Linked DNA regions of Homo sapiens: region 1 is linked to region 2. A link is a contact called in ENCODE Hi-C or POLR2A ChIA-PET data. All regions are on one chromosome and are shown on one strand. The core of a region is the stretch at or near the end of the contact, and the rest is flanking DNA. Distances in the headings are between cores, read along the strand shown. Region 1 overlaps RABGAP1L (RAB GTPase activating protein 1 like). Region 2 has its middle 150 kb from the start of TNFSF18.

Region 1 (6,173 bases), core at 482-2,981, 2.1 Mb before region 2:
GCTACATCTAACATTTAATGAACACATACTATCGAAGTGTTTTACTTATTTAATTGTTATATCATCTCTATGAGATAGACACCTTTTTATACCTATAGACAGCTTAAGAACTGTCCAGGGTCATATGGTTCACAGTGGTGGTGCCAGCATTCACAATCAGGCAGTCTGGCTCTCAGCCACTCAGATGCCTATCAATCTAACAATCCAACTCTTAATGTAGGTACTTCATGTAAAAGTTCACATTTATTATGGAGAATAATTCTTACTGGAACAAAAAGTAAGGCATCTACTGTTAGAGTGGCATTAGTACAGGCATATTCTTGGTGACTGATGTTCTCAGATAATTATGCTGACAGCCATTGGTTCAGGAAAGGTATCAACAAAGACATAACAGAGTTTAGAGGTATAAAGAAAGTATGTCACACATGCTATTTAGAAATGACCCAAACCTTTCTCAAAGGCTTATGTTTTCCATGGTCTCCAATTAACAGACTGTCCCTGCCACTTGTCCATTCCTCAAGAACAAAGTCAAGAACAAAGCAAGTTTGTGGGGGCGGTGATGAGGGCAAATCGGTCTTTGCCCTGAGGAAGTCATCACAGTCTCATTTCTAAGGATTACCTGATCCAAGTCATTCCGTAGAGCAATTTTGCTTGTTACTAGTTCATGGGCAAGGTCATCATTCTCTTGTTCCAACCTCATGCTGGCCTCCTGTAATCTTCGGTTCTCCCTCTGCAGAAGAACAATAGCCAGAGGTGGGCATTAGTGTCTGGACATACAGAAACGAACAGAACTGGTGAGGAAAAACAAGCAACAAAGTGAACTTTCAAAGGTGTAAAAAGGAGAAGGCGCAAGTGGCACAGGAAGGCAGGATTGCTGTCTGGGAAACAACAGTGAGTTTAGCTAGCAATGCAGATGCGGTTCTCTACCCGGTGAAACTGGTCCCTTAAACTCTCAAGATGGAACTTCATTATAAAAAATGTGCCACAAAGAACAAACTTTCTGAGCATATCCCCCCCAATCCTGTGAGGTTTTTACATAGATCTAGAACACAGACACAAACAATTCTTTATTTGAAACATGCACGGTAGTCTCACCCTTGACCTCAAGAGAAACCACAAGACACAGTAGGAATGAAACAGGGGAAAACCACCAGACATTTCTTCAAATTGTTTTTCTAAGACAGGGTTCATATTGAGTATATTTAAGAGCTCTAAATCAAGAATCATGACACATGGGTTCATGACTTTGCTAACAGCTGACATTTTTATTCTTTGAGTAAGAATATATTTACTTTTCTGAACACCTATTTTTGTGTGAGAGCAACAGTCATAAGATATCTAGTTTTTTTGTTTTTTAAAAAATTTCAGATTAAAACATTCTGGGTAAAATAAATTACTGAGGATTTCTGCTCCCAACCTTGAAAAATCTGAAACAAAGTTACATGATAAAAAAACAAACAAAAAAACGAAACAAACAAACAAACAAAAAGAAAGAAAAAAAAAAAACCAAGTCACTAATTCTTATGAAGCAAGGCCTTTCCTTAACTAAACACTATGAACTTGGTATGTTCACAACTATTTTCAGAATAGCTATTTCATGTCTTCCATTCCAAAGTATCAAAATTGCTTTCTTTGCTACTGTTAACAGTTATAGGAGATTCAAAAGAGAGCTGACAGGAAAGACTAATGTCATGAGACCTTCCTGTTTTTCAGATTTACACGTCTAACAGTGTTTTCTGCAAAGGTGGCAAAAACTCAGACAAAGCAGTGACAAAAAACTAGAAGACAAATATATGTTTTGGAAGATAGTTTATCATAGCATACCAGGTAATGTGAAGTTAATTGTATCTTCTATATAACAACCTGGTGTTTGTTATATTGAAAGAGAAGACAATTTCTTTCTTTTTCCTGTTTTTTAAAACAAGGGCTAAGAAACACATGGTAAGGGCAAAGTCTGAGGCTTTCACAGAGGCAGAGGATCCATAAACAGGGAAGGCTGTCAGAGAAGTTAAAGGACAAAACCGCACCTTGATTATACCAGCCACCAGGGCCCATTTCTGTCTTTTTTTTTTTTTTTGGAAAAAAATAAGAATAGTTGGAGAATGTTAAAACATTATTGAAAAACATATCGACTAAAAAAGATAAAAACAATCCCAAATCACTTTAATACTTTAAATAAATTCACAATAGAATTCTACTCAGTGTTAAAATACTGGAGAAGGCTGGGTGCAGTGGCTCATGACTGTAATCTCAATACTTTGGGAGCCTGAGACCGGAGGATTGCTTGAGCCCAGGAATTCAAGACCAGCCTCAGCAACATGGCAATACCCCATCTCTACAAAAAAATTTTTAAAAATTAGCTGGGTACAGCTGGGCACAGTGGCTCATGTCTGTAATCCCAGCACTTTGGGTGGCTGAGGTGGGTGGACCACTTGAGGTCAGTTCAAGACCAGCCTGGCCAACATGGTGAAACCTCATCTCCACTAAAACAAAACACAAAAATTAGATGGGTGTGGTGATACACACCTGTAATCTCAGCTACTCGGGAGGCTGAGGCAGGAGAATTGCTTGAACCTGAAAGGCAGAGCTTGCAGTGAGCCAGAATTGCACCACTGCACTTCAGCCTAGGTGACAGAGTTAGTGAGACTCCATCTCAAAAAAAAAAAAAAAAAAAAATTAGCTGGGTGGTGTGGTGTGCACACATGATCCCAGCTACTGGGGAGGCTGAGGTTGGAGAATCACTTGAACCCAGGAAGTCAAGGCTGCAGTGAACTATGATCATGCCACTGCACTCTAGCCTGGGTGACAGAGTGAGAACCTGTGTCAAAAAAAAAAAAAAGAAAGAAAGAAAATATAATAACAGGAAATGCTTACGCTGCCTTCCTTGTAGGGGGGAAAAAAACCCCAATAAATAATTGGAGAATCTCATTGTAACAATATAAACAACCAATATTAACTGTAGGTAGTGAATTTTCTTTATTGTTGTCCTTGTTCTTTTAAAAATGTTTTCAAGTTTTCTACAATGAATATATATTTGTAATAGGATTTAAAAAATAGTTTTATTAAGAAAAAAAGGAATTCAGAATTTTAATTCCATTGGAAGGGATAAGATGCCAAAATGAGAAAAAAAAATTTAAGTCCACTTCTGTTAGAAGGTCATATTCTACACAAAACCATATTGGATCCTCCTTTTTGACCAAGATATAATGTAACCCCTCAGAAGTGGTGCCTTGTGAGGAACTCTTTCCCTAGATGTTCCTGAGAAGACTGTGAATGCTCTTGTAGAGGCAACTTGTACTCATCAGATTCTGTCTGTTCCCCTCAATCTACAGAAGTTACACCCTCCCACAGAAGCATAATAAATGTGGAGACTAAAAAACAAATTTCTAAAAAGCCAGAGCTTCTACAATGAAATCTTTGAATCTTTGCCTAAGCAACACAATTTCTAGCAGGGGCTGGAGAGTTAGCCTTTATTTCTGATATATCTATTACTCCTTTTCATGGAAAAAAAACATATAGGAAACTTAGATTAAAAAAAAAGATTTGAGAAGCTTTTTCAATAAATTTCCTCCCAGCCAGGAAAGAGTAACAATACCAGCACAATTTCAACATGACATATTTCACAATGCAGGCTGCTTAGCCAGGGAAGAGATTTTTCTCATTTCTTGATAAATATCTTCAAGAAACTAAGATAAGACTACTTCAATAGGTATTCCTGAGTTAAGTATCCTATTGCTATTGAAATTGTACTTGTATAACCCCAAAGTACAAAAAGCTCCCTCGACTATTATGTACATTACATTCATTTGGCACAAGTGAAAATGTTGCCACTACCAGTTTTTCAGGTTACAATTACATGCTTAGAATTGAGTTAAAGTAACCTCCAAGTAAAGTCATAGGATGTTCATGGAAAAGTACTTTGTTCAAGTATTTAGAAATCATACCAGGTAGCTACTTCACTGTTGATTAGAGATAAATGTCTGATGGATTATCTGTTATATAAGAAAGAGGTGTGAGTTCAGCTGAAATTCTGACTAGTAACTTCTCATTACAATGACTGTTGCAACTGAAACCCTTCCTTACAGACACACAGCTAAAGGGGCAAGGGCAAGGGTGGGAAAAGATTTGGGAGAAACTGAGTGTCTCAGAGTCCCTGCAAAGCAAAATAGCCTAGAGGGCACGCCTACTGGCTTTTGCTTTAGCAAGAAGCTTCAATTTAGTGTCTGCAAAGCAAGCAGCACAGTGGGAAGTGTCAGACTCCTGCTCTGCACTCACAGACAAGTGGGAAAGCAAGCTACGGGGCCAAAAATGCAGTATCATCCTCCAAAGTATGAACCCAGGGTGAGTGCTACTGAGCACTACAGTGAGACCCTGCTACTGAGATGGAGATTTTCTACAAAGAACTTGCCCACACTTACCTACTGAGGGCTAAACAGAGCTTATATTAACGTGGCTGTCTTTTACAGTTCTTCTCAAGGAGCCAAAACTGTTTTCAATACTGACCAATTCTAGAAAAAGTTTGCCTGTATACTAGAATGGAGAAGAGAGTTTGGTTTTGATGGTCTTGGAAAAGGCAGTAACCCTGCTTGGTTCATTTTGAAATGTTGACAAGGGTTGCCCATGGAAGACAGACTTAAAGTCAGCCCCAATAACCTCAGTCAGCCCAGAGAAATTCACATGCTGTAAGTTTGCACAAGCAGATGTGCTAAATGCTCAAAGCCTGTAAACAAAACAGGCAAACTGGCTCCCTCTTGCCTTTCAGAAAAGATTACAGGAGACACTGCTTACATAACTCTTAAAACTCACATCACACTGTCTGAAACATATACTCCCCATCTCACACAACTGACACCGTTTGAACAAAAAGCAGATAACAACTGTCCTCATAGTTTCACCCCTTATGGATAGGAGATGTACAGCTGGGAAAGTTTGGTTAGTAACTTTTGGGAGGAGGATACTGCATTTTTCAAAGAGACAGACACTGATGTTACAGACATACATAGATTAAAAAAAAAACTTACCTCCTCAAAAGTCATAGACCAACTACTGTTTTCAATCATAGGTACAAAGACAATTAAAAAAAAAGAATATCCAATGAAATTGAACACCTACTAAAATATTTATGAAATGGCAATAACAAAAACAGACACTTCTTAATGCTCTTTTGCTTTTCCTTTGAGTGTCATATAACTCTAAGTTCTCTCTGTGACCGCAAACATTCAATGGAACAAAGATACTTGAGGTAGCCAGTGGGCAAGTCTCAACTCAGGAAGACTCATATCTTCAAACTCCTCCCTCTCCACATTGCTGTTTACAGTTTGCATGAATGACTAAAATGCTGTATGTGGGACTATTAAGGAACTACGGTGTGAGGTGTTGATACTGTGTTGTTAAAGCTGGGTGGAAGGAACTTCCTTATATGACAAGGTCAGAAATCTTGCAAAATAGTTCATCTTCAGACAAAAGAATGAAATTGCTGGGCAGGGCAATGCAAAAGAAAAATGGATCCTGGATCTCATGTGTACCTGGGGGCTGAAGTCTGGGTGAAGCGGTTCAAGGGATTGTGAACGTCATTTATTTCAAGATGAGAAACCAGAGAAATGTGAACTGTTAATTAAAAGTAAAGAAACTAAGCTTTAAAGGAAAAAATGACGAGGAGGGAGGCGGCTTTATAAACCCTAGCTCAATATTTTGGGTGTTGTCTGCTGCTATGATGAATTCTTGGCACATGCTTTTAAAGACTTTTAAGGGTCAGGAGAAAATGTTTTCCTAAAAGACTCAGTGCAAATTTATTAGCAACAACACACTCAACTCTCACATATTTTCTTTTGGATACCTCTTTTAAAAGAGTTGACAGCTATCATATTCAAGTTTTCAAATGCCTACAGATAAAATGTTTAAATATCTATGTTGTCCATAATGAAGATCTGAGAAAGAAAATATGGATATTTGAAGGTTTTGTGCTTCCCTCCTTTACTCATCACATCCAATTTTATCTTTGTAGTGGAAAATTTCAAATTTTTAAATGTCAAACTAAAAACAAAATCTTGTCAGTGATAAATGACAGCTGGCCAAACAGACTGCATTTCTTTCAGCGCTTAAAAAACTATCTTAGGTTATACTCTTGCACAGGGGTCAGCAAACTTCTAGTGTAAATTGCCAGAAAGTAACTA
Region 2 (6,470 bases), core at 3,806-6,305:
TGTCCAAAAACATAAGCAGAAGCATTAACCTAGCAATTCAGAAAAAAATATTTTTTCCACTTTGGGAGGAGAAAAAAAATGGGTGAAGATACAGTATATGTATGATATGAGAGCAGTTTTACTTGATAGTATTTCCTTTCTCTATAAAATAAGAACTGGGTCATCTGCTGAAGGCCGAGGTGGGTGGATCACCTGAGGTTGGGAGTTTGAGACCAGCCTGACCAACATGGAGAAATGCCATCTCTACTTAAAAAAAAAAAAAAAAAAAAAAAAAAAAAAATATATATATATATATATATATATATATATATATGTACAAAATTAGCCATGTGGTGGCACATACCTGTAATCCCAGTTACTTGAGAGGCTGAGGCAGGAGAATCGCTTGAACCTAGGAGGTGGAGGTTGTGGTGAGCTGAGATTGCACCATTCATTGCACTCCAGCCTGGGCAACAAGAGCAAAACTCCGTCTCAAAAACAAAACAAAACAAAAAACAAACAAACAAACAAAAAATCAGAAAAGTTTGGTGGGGAATAAAAACAGACACTGATGGAAAGAATAAAGGAATGGTTGAGAAAGGTTGACTGAAATTAGAGATAATACATTTGTAATTAAATTTATCATCAGCATCATGAACTTTTTTACAGAAGGTTATAGGAAACCCAAATCAAAAATAGAATAATCAGAATATTAAGTTATAATCTGGATGCTTTCATTTGGCAGAGTAATAAGGAGATGAGAAAAATTGCAGGATATGGAGATAGTGTATTTGAAAGTTAAGGCAAGGGGAGTCAGTGAGGGACCTGGGAAAATAAACCTAATAAACTAGATCAAAGAAGCTAGAATTCAAAATGATTTCAGGCACAGGGTTTAGTGGGTGCCAGGGAGAGAGAAATATAGAAGAATAAAAAGTTGTGGCCAAAAGGAACATTTCAGAGTTAAAGACTCCAAAGGGCACACTTTTCCAGGTACTGACCAAGTCCAGGACAGGTATAAAAATAAGGGTGTTGCTGAAATGGACAGGAAGGGATAATTGTAGAAGAAAGATGAAGTAACTGTGATGGCACTAGATAAACCATCAGGATAAAGAATAAGATAGAATGTTGAGGACCCAGTGTGGACCAGTAATTAGATTCTACATCTGTTCTGGGGAGTAAATTTTGATTGGGAAAATGACAAAAAAGAGGGTGAGGAAATGGAGAACATTCTATTGCTAATAATCATATATTACATCTCATAGGGTACGAAACCGCTGCTATGTGAAGCTGATGAGAAAAGGCTGGTAGGTTAGAAGGCATGACTGTCAGTAAGATAAAGGCTGTCAAGCTAAGAGCGTAGTCAGAAAGAATGTGTGGGTGGGCAAAGAGTGCAGGCCCAACCTCCCAGACTCAAAAGAAGGAGCTGTGATGGAATGAGTGCTTCTACTTGAGGGGGTTTCAAAGGAAGTGGTGTCACTGATAAAAGAGGTGAATAAAGAATCCACAGAAAATGTGGAAAATGTAGACATTTAAGTGTAGGTGTTACCAAAGAGATAAAAATATAGACTTACTGAAACTTTGGTGCTTGGACATAATATTAAAACATATTACAAAAACAGACTTCTTACACCAGAGGAATAGAAGATAAAACACATTATCTTCCCTCTTTATCATGATATCTTTAAAGCGTAAATCATTTTAGGCACTCCAAAAGTATTTTATAAATAGTTGAAATATTCTGTCCACCTACAAAGAACATGAGGTTTTTCATAATTGGATTACTATTGGTTTATGTTGAGCTGGCTGCCTCCTGTAGTTCTATTACTTTGGTTCCAATTTTATTCATAAAAACCTGGGTTTAATGATGTAGCCTATGACTATAAAATAAATAAAGCTAATGAGATATAAGGGGTTTGTATGCATGGCTTAGGCCTCTTTTGGACCCAACCTAGCTTTACAAGAATAGATTCAAACATTCATTTACAAAATTCCATAATTTTTAAAAGATGTTTTAGAAGACCTGAGCTCCTTGGAGGTACTTCAAGAACCATGATAGGAACCAAGATAAGGCTAAGGAAGTGTAATTTTTGATGATACAAGTTTCCTGAAGAGGCAGGAATAGAACAGAATGGAGAACACAGGTGAAAACACAAAGAGGAATATGTCTTTCACTGGATTCCAAAGGACGAAGGCAAAAATATATACAGTAAGATTGCAGGTGGGGTTTCATGAAGATAAGAAGTTCCTACCTGAAGACTACTTTTTTGGTAAAGTAAAAGGTGAGAGAGGTTCTTTGTTGAGATTGTGGGAGAATTCTTTCAGATAAGAGGCTTATGGAGAGTGCATGAGCTCTGAAATAGCTGCTATTGGAAATGGGAGCTAGAACTGATGAAATATTTGACTGTTGAGCAGCAATGAGGGCCAAGTTAAGGTTGAAGACCCTATAATGGCCCCAAAGTATAGAGAGAAAAGAGTTGGACCGAAACAATACATATTTTAAATAGTTTGAATCTTTTCAGGCTGGCGTGGTGGAAGGTCAATAGGCAAGTAATGAATCATGTAGTTTAGGCTGAATAGAGAAAGACAGGAAGGACAGGAAGAGGCTAAATACTTGGTGACCAGGAGGGATCAAAAGACTAGCAGTCTTGGGCAGGCATGGTGGCTGACACCTGTAATCCCAGCACTTTGGGAGGCCAAGGTGGGCAGATCATGAGGTCAGGAGATCGAGACCATCCTGGCCAACATGGTGAAACCCTGTTTCTACTAAAAAAAAAAAAAAAAAAAAGACTAGCAGTTTTGATAAGATATGAGAATAGCAGAAGTAACAGAGTGACAGGATTGAAGGACTACAGTCTATGATCAGAGAGCAGAATGCTTGAATTTAAGATTTCATGGGTGGGGGAAGTAGGGATGGTTAATGGGTACAAAAAGATAATTAGATAGAATAAGCAAGATCTAGTATTTAATAGGAAAGCAGGATGACTACATTCAACAATAATTCATTGTACATTTTTAAAAAACTAAGAGTATAATTCGATTGTTTGTAACACAAAGAAAGGAGAAATGCTTCAGCTGATGGATACCCCATTTACCCTAATGTGATTAATATGCATTCTACACCTATATCAAAATATCTCATATACTGCATAAATATATACACCTACTATATACCCACAAAAATTAAAAAAAGAAAAATAAAGATTTCAGGAGAGATTTCAGGTGGGTGATATCAAGGTCCAATGTATGGTCATTGGACTATATGGCTTAAGTGGAATATACATAAAGCTCACTGTAGTCTCTGTCCTATTTATCTCTCTATGTATCGGTCAATCAATTAATCAATCATCTTATCTAGCTATAACACTACTGGTCCCTAAGCATCTATACATGTATAATAGCTGACCATGCTTAAGGTGAGTTGCAGTGAAGTAACCGTCTTGTGAATGTTGTTACTAATAAGCTGATGCTATTGTAATTTTTGCATACATCTTGAAAAATGATCTGATTGGTTCTAGTGCTTCAATATACTAAACTATTTGTATATAGTATTTGTGTTGAGGCACATGTTGGTTTTTCCCTCTCCTGACAGTTATGAAAAAATTATTTTGACTACATTAGTGGTCAATATTCCTAGTTCTGATTATAAATATGTTACTACAATTTCTTCTACTCTTGTATCACCTCTGTTAATAAAATAAAAAAAATTGTATCTCAAATTACATATAATTTAATCCTGGAGTAAGGAATAATACTGTTTTATCTAAGAAGGTATTAAGGGCAGGCTGACAGGTGGAAGAAATTGGGTGTAAACTTTCAACATTCAGATATTTATGGCCTAAAATTCCATCATTATCACTTCATGCCTTTCAATTAAGCTCTAGTTAGTCTCTCTCCAGGTTTCTTTTAAAAGGCAATTATACACATCAAAAGAATAACCAATAAAATCCTGTCATGTTAGTGTAAATTAATTTATCACATCACTCTCCTATATGGTCCCTACAAGATGAGAAGACGAAGCAAGCATGGGAAACTTGGAAATTTGTGGGAATGGAGCACTGGCTGAAATGGAGAATAGAGTATAAAAACATGAAAAGCGAGTGTTGTAATACCTTCATCTTTTCAGCTATATTCAAAAGCCTTTAAAGGAAAGGGATCATATATTCTTACATGACTCATATAACAATTCTTGTCCTCTTAAAAATAAAGCATATATTTACAGGTGAATAGCTAAAGATTTCAGAGATTTTATTGCATATATATCCCAAGATCCCACAACACTTGTTACAAGATCTATTCCTTCAAACCAATGACTTCAGAAATCTTTTTAAACACATTACTGTGTTTCATGATTTAGAGGGCTGTATGCATAACTATGGATACAATAGAATTCCCATGGTGATTATGACAAGCCCCAAGGCAAGTGGTTTTCATCATATTTGTTGTCCCAATGTCACATTTGTCATCATTTTTGTTTGTCATGTCCCAGTGATATAAAGGAATTCATCCCTGCCAAGCCCAAGTTCAAAAGGTGAAGAAATAGACTCCACTCCTTGGTGGGAGGAGCAGTAAAGCTGCACTACAAAAAGGAGATGCTACAGGGATGAGAAGAATGCTTCGCCATTTTTGCAAATTAATCCACATACATTTTATAGACATAAATATAAGTGTGGAAGGATACATAGCAAACTGATAATATTGTCCACTTCAGGGAAAGGATCAGCAAGGGAGACAATATTTTATTCACTTGTATTTGTTTGACTTACACCAAACATACATTACCTTCATAAATTTTATTAAGCAGAGAGTTTTAGTAAATATAAAAGTTATAATAATTATATTTCTATCACCAAAAGTTTAATTTCATGGACACCTTAATTCATTAACACTCAAAAGAATAGAAAATAGAAAGAAAACACCCAAATAGAGCAAGTTTGTCAATATCATAGTACTATTGTTAAAGGAAACCAAAGGAAGAAATGACTTTACTGAATGATCCACAGAATTGTTTTGCAGTTTCACAGCTCACAGATTGTTTTTCACCGGACGCATCTAAGCTTCTAGTGTCGAGTTTCACTTTCAAATGTCAAAGCAACACCTCAGGAAATACACATGGCTCAGCCTGTTGCCTTTGCTTATAAAAAATCGACTCCCTTTTCAGTTAGTACTGATGGATGAAAGGACATTCTCTGATCTTTTCACCAGTAACCAGTCATATAAATCCTCCGATGAGCTCTAATTTAGTAATCTGAAATGTACAGTACTATTCACAAGTTTTTCATGACTCAGAATTTGCAAAGAATTTGATCAGGTTTCCTTTTCTAGTTTTGGTGGTATTGAGTCTGGGGAATTAATATCATAATGATCTATAAAAATGTTTCAGCTGGCTTTCGCGCTCTCTCGCGCTCTCTCTCTTTTTCTCTCTCTTTCGGTTAATATCTTTGCATCTGTGTTTCCACCAAAGAAATTTGGAACACATATCATATGACAGTGTTGTTGACACACCCCATATCTGCTCTTCAGCTTGTGTGGACACTTCTTTTTTCACTAGAGTGCTTTATTATGACTTACCTTGCTACTGTCCTGCAGGTGAACAACCCACAGACTGTGGTACCAAAATGTTTTGCGCTGAAGCTTGTAAGACAGTCACCCCTTGCATTGTTCATTCAGGCTTGATAGGATTCTCTGCAGGAAATCATCTTGAAGAGCTTGTCTTTGAAGAATACCTCTCACCACACAATTGCCCATATCTCAGGCCCTTTTTGTTCAACAGCCAAGTCATCATGTATTAATACTGTTTATACTGCCCTAAAACACAGGGACATCCAAAGGCATGCTACACCAGATAAGAGAATGAAAACCCCCTTCTACCAGTCAATCATCAGCTCTAAGGTCTTATTTCTATATTTCACTGAGTCATTTTGGAAATCATGCATGTGAAAGTCTTTTGATCTTGTATCAGCATTGGGGAAAATGAACAACTTTCTCGTATTGATTTTACAGCTAAAATTTCTCCATCCAACTGAATTGCTCAAATTGGTTAAAATCATAAATTGGCTGAAAACCAATACAAGCGAATAAAACATTGTGTCCCTTGCTGATCCTTTCCCTGAAGTGGACAGTATTATCCGTTTGCTATGTATTCTTCCACCCCTTTCTTTACAAACCAAAACAAATTGGTTAAAATCACAAATTGGCAGAAAATAACAACTTTCCAGTTACTGATTTTTTAAACATAAAGGTAATTTATGTATATCATAAGATCATAAGACTGTTTTATAATTTTTATGTTTTGATTCATTTTACATCTTTTCTTCAGAAAGTATTTGTTTAATGGTCATTTGGTTGCAGTTCTTTGTAAATGTTAATTTATATTTTAGTATTTTTATTTATTTTTGGAAACTATTTCTCACATTATTTGTGTAGCCTAGGTAGTTAGTTTACTGCAGGAAAAGAGTTTTATTGTTATCTGGCCACAAAGGTGATCTCGACGT

Evidence for each region. A loop is a pair of places that touch in the nucleus more often than their neighbours do. ChIA-PET counts read pairs that join two places held with the same protein, here RNA polymerase II (POLR2A). Pooled maps may share reads with other maps.
Region 1: a pooled map shows a loop between it and region 2 (5-fold over the local background). The contact joins two enhancer-like sites. A Hi-C loop is called at or near these places in 5 of 50 pooled maps. POLR2A ChIA-PET finds 5 or more read pairs at or near these places in 3 of 52 experiments (BJ, OCI-LY7 and T-cell).

What each region holds. Positions count from the first base shown.
Region 1 is chr1:174,963,834-174,970,006 of GRCh38, reverse strand. It overlaps RABGAP1L (RAB GTPase activating protein 1 like), which reads right to left. Exons shown (of 26, transcript NM_001366446.1): 21 at 620-730. Among named protein-coding and RNA genes, the nearest start is that of RABGAP1L-AS1, 13 kb to the right of the region's middle. Within about 2 kb of position 1,731, at least 8 of the 41 ENCODE cell types and tissues checked have a DNase peak (open chromatin) inside an H3K27ac peak, as active enhancers do; they include OCI-LY7, where a contact is called at or near this core.
Region 2 is chr1:172,893,941-172,900,410 of GRCh38, reverse strand. No RefSeq gene overlaps it. Among named protein-coding and RNA genes, the nearest start is that of TNFSF18, 150 kb to the left of the region's middle. Within about 2 kb of position 5,055, at least 7 of the 41 ENCODE cell types and tissues checked have a DNase peak (open chromatin) inside an H3K27ac peak, as active enhancers do; they include OCI-LY7, where a contact is called at or near this core.